3 separate regions of the Mus musculus genome follow, and all the other regions are linked to region 1. The links are chromatin loops, found by intact Hi-C in ENCODE. Cell type or tissue: heart. All regions are shown on one strand.

Region 1 (2,500 bases):
GACAGCTAAGTTTCCTATAACCCTCATCTTCTAGCATGCTCTGCTAGCCAGGGCTACCTCTATATCTGAATAAGAATTTAAAAGTATGGATAGTAAGGTGATTAGAGAGGAAATAAAGACACACAGAAAACAAGACAGTAGAAAGGCAAAAGAACCCAAGAGATAATGGCTTCATATTCAAAGGCTTTAGACAGGGCTTTTCAGTCTGAAGTTTTGACACAGGGCAAACACCAGTCTTCCTACTGGTCCTTACATTCAAGGACCAGCCTTGGGGATGAGATGTGCTCTCCAGAGGTTCTGTCTAGTGAGAGCAAAATGAATAAGTGACTTCAATGACAGCAAGAACATGTGGATGGTGGGAATCCAGACTGAGGAATCCTTATCCCATCTTGAGTTGCAAAAGGACCTCTGAGCAAGCAGTTAAGAGTTCATATGTGGGGGCTGGAGAGATGGCTCAGTGGTTAAGAGCACTGACTGCTCTTCCAGAGGTTCTGAGTTCAAATCCCAGCAACCACATGGTGGCTCACAACCATCTGTAATGAGATCTGACGGCCTCTCTGGTGTGTCTGAAGACAGCTACAGTGTACTTAGACATAATAAATAAATAAATCTTTAAAAAAAAAAAAAAAAGAAAAGAATTTTCAGGATTAGAATGGCTTACATGAGGCTCAGTTGATGAAGTACTTGCTTCACAAGTATGATGATCTAGTTGAATGCCCTGTACCTATATAAAAAGCCAGAGAATAGTCATGTAGCTTTCAATACCAGTGTTGAAGAAGTGGGAACAAACAAGAGGATCCCTGCAGCTTGCTGGCCATTTAGCCTAGCCAATTCAGCAGCCCTGTCTCAAAACACACGGAGAGGGTCAGCAAGATGGCTCAGCAGGTAAATGTGCTTATCATGCAAGCCCAATGACCTAAATTCAATCCCCAGATCCCACACAAGTTTGAAAGGAGAGATGACCACATAAAGATGGTCTCTGTCCTCCACATGCATGTGTGGCACATATATCCAGACACATATACAAACAATGAAAAACAAAGAGGCAGCCATAAGAAAACAAAAACAAAAAACAAAACAAAGACAGGAGAGAACAACTTTGAAAAGCTAGTCATAAGAAGAATGAGAAATTAATAACCTCTAGTTTTCTTCCCTGAGACGTTGCTTAAGTCCATATACAGAAACAAGTGGTTTTCAGTGTCACTTCCTTCTTAAATCCCTCTTGTCTAATGTATGGTTATTCTACCACTCACAGTTTAGGAGCTGCCCCCTACCCCCCACTTTTAAGAACCTAAAGGCACAGGACTACAATTCCCAGACTACAATAAAAATCTGTGTCAACCATACAATCATGATACCGTTATCTTTTAAAACAGCGCCATCTGGTGGGTCTTGGACCTTAAAGCTAAATTCAAAATAGTTAACCTTTTATAATCCTATGACATCTCTAAGTGGTGGTTTTCAGACATCAAAATTCGTTTAACATAAACATATAAAGAAAGCCTCCAACTCAGGCCAGGTATGGTGGTGTGTGCCCTTAACCACAGCACTGAGGAAGCAGAGGTAGGCAGTTTGAGACCAACTTGGTCTACATGGAGATCAAAGCCATCCAGGGATACACAGAAAGACCATCTCAATAATTAATGTAATTAATAATCCACACTGAAATACTACATCACACCCTTTGAGGTGACTATAATAAAAAAGTCAGACAATAACAAGTTTTAGTGAGGGTATAAAGAAATTTGAGACTTCATGCACTAGTACTAGAAATTTAAAACATTGCATCCACCTTAAAAAACAAAAAACAACCTTAAGGGCTAGGAGGTGGGGACACAGGTATTTAATCTCAACAACTGAGAGCAGAGGCAGATGGATCTCTGTAGTGTGAGGTCAGCCTGCTCTACAATGCTAGTTCCAGGACAGCTATGGCTATACAGAAAAACTATCTTGACACCCCTCGCCACCAAAAAACCCCCAAAAAACAAAAACTAATCTTACTATTCCTTAATGAGCTAATTTCCATTTGATCCAGCAATTTTAAGCTTAGAAAATATAGCCAGGAAAGATAAAACCAAACCCATGCAAAAACTTGTACACAAAAAGTGCTGTATCAGCATCATTCATCATCATTCATTACTCAACCAAAGAGTAAGAAACAACTCACGTGTCCATAAATGTGTATTTCTACACCAAGCTATTCAGCAATAAAAAGACTGGACTATGGATATATGTATGATACAACACAGACAGACCTTGAGAACATAAATACTCAATTACTAAGTAGAAAAGGCTAGTCCTAAGCTCCACACAATGCAATGTCTAAAACTGAAATCTTTAAGGAAGTAATGGTTGCCTACGGCTGGGGAGATGGCCAGGCAGGTGGATGGTACTAAAGGGTACTCGCTGCCTTTTTTTTTTTAATGTGTTTAGGAATTTTGCCTGCATGTATGTCTATCCACGATGTGCACGCCTTGTGCCCAAGGCCAGAAGGCATTTG
Region 2 (2,500 bases), 530 kb before region 1:
TGTCATAGCTCCTTTCCTTCTAATTACAATTTGACACTTTCAGACTGTCCATTTGTAGATGCTTGCTGGTCACCCCATAGACAGGCCTGGCCCCAAGATCCCTGTGTGTGGCTCCAGCCCCACACTACGCTGGCCATCTCTGCTGAGTTGGGCTCTGGATAGGATGAGGGCCAGCACCATGGTTCCTGCTGCTGGGGGAGGGCTGTGTGCTGACATGCTCTGACTACTGACTAGGTTATAGACTTTGTTCATCTTCAGTGCCAACAGGGAGCCAGGGTATCAATGGGGTAGAGTGGGACTTCCCTGAGGAGGGCTGTGACCTCAGTTCCTATCAGCTTCTTTCTTGACACTGTCTGATGTTAGGTTCCCCCAGCTTTGGCTTCCAGCCCATCTGCTGTCAATGGTTACTGGAGCTTGGGTCAACTTCATGCTGAGCAACTGCCCAGCCTGTTCCCAGGGTGTCAGCTGAGGTAGATACCCCTGTGTACGCAAAGCCTTTCATTACTGCCAAGTCCTCATCTCTGCCTCCTGCCTAGCCCAGCTCCTCTGACCTCACTAGCTACTCACCACCACTTTGGTTGGAGCCTGTATCCCACCACAAAGCCTCTACACTACACTTCCCTCCTCCAGAGGCTGAGGTGGGTGAAGACTGCTCTTCAACAGTGTTCGGACACCAGGTCTTTCTTAAATGGCATCCTTTGCCTAAACTTGGACCTCTCCACCTCCAGCTTCTGGGCCACCACCTGCAACTCTCCTTCATTTGGGGGGAAAGGCTATGTCCCTAACCCCTAAGATCCCAAAGGAACAGAGATGGAGAGGAAGAAGAGAGATGGACAGATATTTAAATAGGACACAAGAAAAAGGGGAATTTGCAGGGCAGGGCAGGTGATAAGAAGGGCCATGAGGGAAGGGCACAGTTCAGAAAGCTGAAGACCATGGAGGGACTAAGAACTAAGACAAGGCCCGCGCAGCCTTGTGCAGAAGGGTAGGCCCGTGGGAAAGGGTAGAGGAGCACGGTGATGGCACCCAACCTCCTGTGACAGTGACACCCCCACCGTCCCAAGAATATAAACATCCTGAAGGCATCATCCTGCATGGCCTCCCGCAACCACACAGAGATATCCATGTGATAGCACAGGCAGTGTTTAAACAGCTGTAGCCATCGGCAGCTGGTCTCACATGGAGGCGCCCCAGAGCCATATGAAAACAGGAGCCTGCAGCCATGATTAGCCCTGGATTCTTGAGAAAAGCTTCTTGTGGAGGAAGGAGAGCACTTAAAGGAGCGAGAGCACAGGGCTTGGGGGCGCTCCTGGGCCATATGGCACCGGAAGCTCCGTGGGAGGGTGTTCCGGAAGCATGGAGGGCTTCTGGGAAAGGCAGACAAGTTCAGAGGCCGCGTAGTCTTTTCTGGGGCTTCTGACCATCTGTTGCCCTGTTGCCCTTGCAGGTTTCCTCTCTCTGGGGCCCCAGGAAGTAGCTGGTGGCTCTGCCTGGCCATTAATTCACCCATTTTGTTCTTCCCCAGGCTCTGAGCCCTGTGCTGAATATTCAGACTGGCTGCCTGATTTACCCCTGCCTGCGTTTGAGTGGTTCTATTTATAAAGCCCCAAGGATAGCTGACGAAAACGGTGAAGAAGAAACAAAATTTTCAGAGTTTAAAGGCACTATGCCAGCTGTTTGTTTGGAAAATAGGATGACGTCTATTCTCAGTTCCTGGCCTTCCCCTGGGACTGGGGAAGTCAGATTAGGCTGAGGCGTAGCTACCCGCAGAGCTGGACCACACATCACGCCCTTCTGTACCCACGACTTCAGAAACATTGTTTCTCCTTTGCTGACCTTGGATAGTGAAGGATGTTCTCCCTGCAGAGCACTCCAAATCCTTCCTGGGTTCTCCTATTGCATCCTTCTCCATCCCCTTTGGCTAAGGTGCCATGTCTTAGTGTTCTAGTGCTGTGAAGTGACGTCATGACCACTGTAACTCTTATAAAGGAACACATTTCACTGGAGCTGTCTTAGTTTCAGAAGTTGAGTACATTGTCCTCATGGCAGGCAGACATGGTGCTGGAGACATAGCTGAGAGTTCTACAACCAGATTACAGGCAGCAGAAAGAGTCAGGGCCGCTGGGTCTGGCTTGAGCATTTGGAACCTTAAAACCATACTTTTTCTAACGAAGCCACACCTCCTAATCCTTCTCCAGTGGTGCCACTCCCTGATGACTAAGCATTTAAATATATGAACCTATGGGGGCCACTCTTATTCACACACACCCAAAAAAAACCTCCACTTTTTCCTTGGAGGAGAGCCCTGCTAGGCCTTTTGCTGTGGGTTGGGAAAGTCTTGGGAATGGGGACCTGACGCTCAGGTGCCCTGCGATGCTGTGTAAAGCCTATGCTCAGATCTGGGAAGGAGGTATTGACCTCCTGGTCATTTTCTATGTGGCGCATCTTCCCTGGCTGATCCTTGACTTACTGTAAGGTGTGATGTGTTATACTTACTTCA
Region 3 (2,500 bases), 61 kb before region 1:
CCTCCCCTACCCCCCACTCCACCCCTCTAGTTCCCTGGCTTGAGCTCAACATTGGGTGGAGAAGTGAATTTAGACTGCGCTGAAAGGGCACTTGGAGAGAAGAGGAAGACAGAAAGGAGAGTGGGTGGGAGACACAGTCGGGGCTGCAGAGAGGACTCGGTGCTGAACAGCACTTGCTGCCCAATCGTGAGAACTGGGGTTTGGATCCCAGCACCCATATCAGCTGGATCACAAATGCCTGTAACTCTGCACCATGGAATCTGATGCCCTCTTCTTCCTCCACGGGCACCCTATTCACACTCACACCGACGCATGCACACACATACATAAATAAAATAAAATCTTTTCAATATAAGAGGGGAGGCTGGAGAGATAACTCAGTGGTAGAGAGCACTGGTGCTCTCCCAAAGGATCCAGGTCTGACTCTCAGCACCCACATGGCAGCTCACAGCTGTCTGTAATTCCAGTTCCAGGTTCTGACACCCTCTTCTGGCCTCTGTGAGCACAAGGAATCAAGTGGTGTATAGACATACATGAAGGCAAAACAAACACATAAAATTGAAATATTTATATATATACATGCACATATATGTGTTTATATGTAAACACATAAAATTGCAGTATTTACATACACACACATATACATACAGAGAAAAAGAGATACTTGAGTGAACATCAGAGAAAGAAGCGTCATAGAAGTGGGAAAAGACTTTCAGGTCCCAGAATCCATGATCACTTATAAAAGACACTTTATCAAAAAAGAACAGAATGGCAGGGTGTGGTGGCACACACCTTTAATCCCAGCACGTGAGAGGCAGAGGCAAGCGAATTTCTGAGTTTGAGGCCAGCCTGGTCTACAAAGTGAGTTCCAGGACAGCCAGGGCTACACCGAGAAACCCTGTCTCAAAAAACAAAAACAAAAAGCCAAAAGCCAAAAACCAAAACCAAACAAACAAAAAACCCAAAAGGAACAGAATGCTCCCAAATGTCAATCAACAACAGAAAAAGCCTCCGTAAGTTTGTAAGCTTAACAACAGAAAAGTAGGCTATAAATTCATATACAAAGTAGAAACAAGCAAGTCTCTACTGCTTGAACTATAAGACCCATAAGGATAGTACAGAGCCCAGTTCATAAAAGATGATTTCAACCAGCCGGCAGACCCAACTTTAATTTTCAAAAATGTTACATATGTGGGCGTTTTGTTTGCCTGTCTGTGCACCATTTACATGGTATGTTTAGGTATGTATATAAAAGACACCAGAAGAGGGCAATCAATCCCCTGGATGTGAAGTTACAGCCAGTTGTGAGCCACTATGCAGTGCCAGGGCCTGAATCTGGATTAACAGCCAATGTCTTTAACCGGTGAGCCAGTTCTCCAGCCCCAAGTTTGTTTGTTTTTAAAGCTAGTCAGCACTTTTGACTGATCTGTTGGCATAAGCTCCCACCTTGGATGAAAGGCCAAATTGCTTTATTATTCATTACTTGCAGTGCTGGATCCTAGATCAAATCCAGGATTTTGTGTGTGCTAAGTTAATGCTCTACCACTGGACTATTCCCTGGTCTGCCAGTGTTTTCTTCTGTAAGGAAACTTCACAGCGGCCAGTGCCATTCCTTATGCAGCATGCGGCCCGCCTCTAACTCCTTACACTACTGACAGCTGCTCTGATTACTCTACTACCACTTTATGTAGTGGGAGAGCAAGAGGCAATGTAAGGAGACGCTTAATATCAACAAGGAAGATTCAGAACTTTAGAACTTGAAGAGTCCCACCACATCTTATCTCCAAATACCCCGTGTGGCAGACAAGAGAACGTCAAAATATAAAGCGCACAAGGTCAGGAGGAGCGTCCCTGGCAAAGTCACTACTGGAGTCCAAGTTTCCGGGATCCAATGGACTGCTTATCAACAAAGCAGCCCTGCCTCCCTTCTTTCCTAGGAGGCCTAGGAGATTCTGCCGCCACGCCATCCCCCTGCCAAGCCAGTCACTTTCCCCGAGGGCCTCCCCCATCCCAGTCCCTCCTACAGCCTGACTGAGTTGCAGCTCAAATTAGAAGTCGTGCAGCATGGGGCATTTTCTGGGAAAGTGCCCAGCCTCAGAGCCATTGGTACCAATGAGCAGGGACAAGGACGGAAGAAAGAGTTCCATTCCACAAAGGCTCCGGGAGACAGAGGCCCTGGGAGCAAAGGCAGCGAGATACCTGGGGAAGAGTACTCGCAGTGACATCTCCCAATACGCAAGGGTAAGCAGACTAGCATGGACACTACTTCTGGGGAGAGACTTGAAAGGCTGGGCCCTGATGGGCAGGGATGCCGGGGACCTCTCTAAGTCCAATCGGCACCTCGGGGGAGCCTCCTTGTAGGGTGAGGTGGCACCAGCGTCAGGCAGAGGCCTCGTGACAAGGATGCCCAGTCCACCTTTGAGATGACACCACTTATTGGCAGAGGCCCAACCCGCACGTGAGGTGATTTCAGTGCCGGGAGGAGGCCCGCGGATCTCAC

Evidence for each region. Hi-C counts contacts between places; a loop is a spot of excess contacts. Peaks named below come from ENCODE experiments on the same cell type or tissue, not always from the same donor. Only the 100,000 strongest peaks of a DNase experiment are listed, where the experiment ranks them.
Region 2: a loop joins it to region 1, with 3 times the contacts of the local background. A loop is called at or near these places in 5 of 42 quality-filtered maps.
Region 3: a loop joins it to region 1, with 6 times the contacts of the local background. A loop is called at or near these places in 18 of 42 quality-filtered maps.

What each region holds. Positions count from the first base shown.
Region 1 is chr11:60,411,006-60,413,505 of GRCm38, forward strand. All of the region lies in intron 1 of Atpaf2 (ATP synthase mitochondrial F1 complex assembly factor 2), which reads right to left. Among named protein-coding and RNA genes, the nearest start is that of Atpaf2, 4.8 kb to the right of the region's middle. In heart, a CTCF peak has its summit at 1,394 (motif pointing left); no DNase peak of the experiment used is centred here.
Region 2 is chr11:59,884,112-59,886,611 of GRCm38, forward strand. No RefSeq gene overlaps it. Among named protein-coding and RNA genes, the nearest start is that of 1810063I02Rik, 36 kb to the right of the region's middle. In heart, a CTCF peak has its summit at 1,189; DNase peaks (open chromatin) are centred at 1,370 and 1,750; H3K27ac peaks cover 1,629 bases.
Region 3 is chr11:60,350,203-60,352,702 of GRCm38, forward strand. All of the region lies in intron 1 of Tom1l2 (target of myb1-like 2 (chicken)), which reads right to left. Among named protein-coding and RNA genes, the nearest start is that of Tom1l2, 1.5 kb to the right of the region's middle. In heart, CTCF peaks have their summits at 1,251 (motif pointing right) and 1,821; a DNase peak (open chromatin) is centred at 2,039; H3K4me3 peaks cover 1,147 bases; H3K27ac peaks cover 944 bases.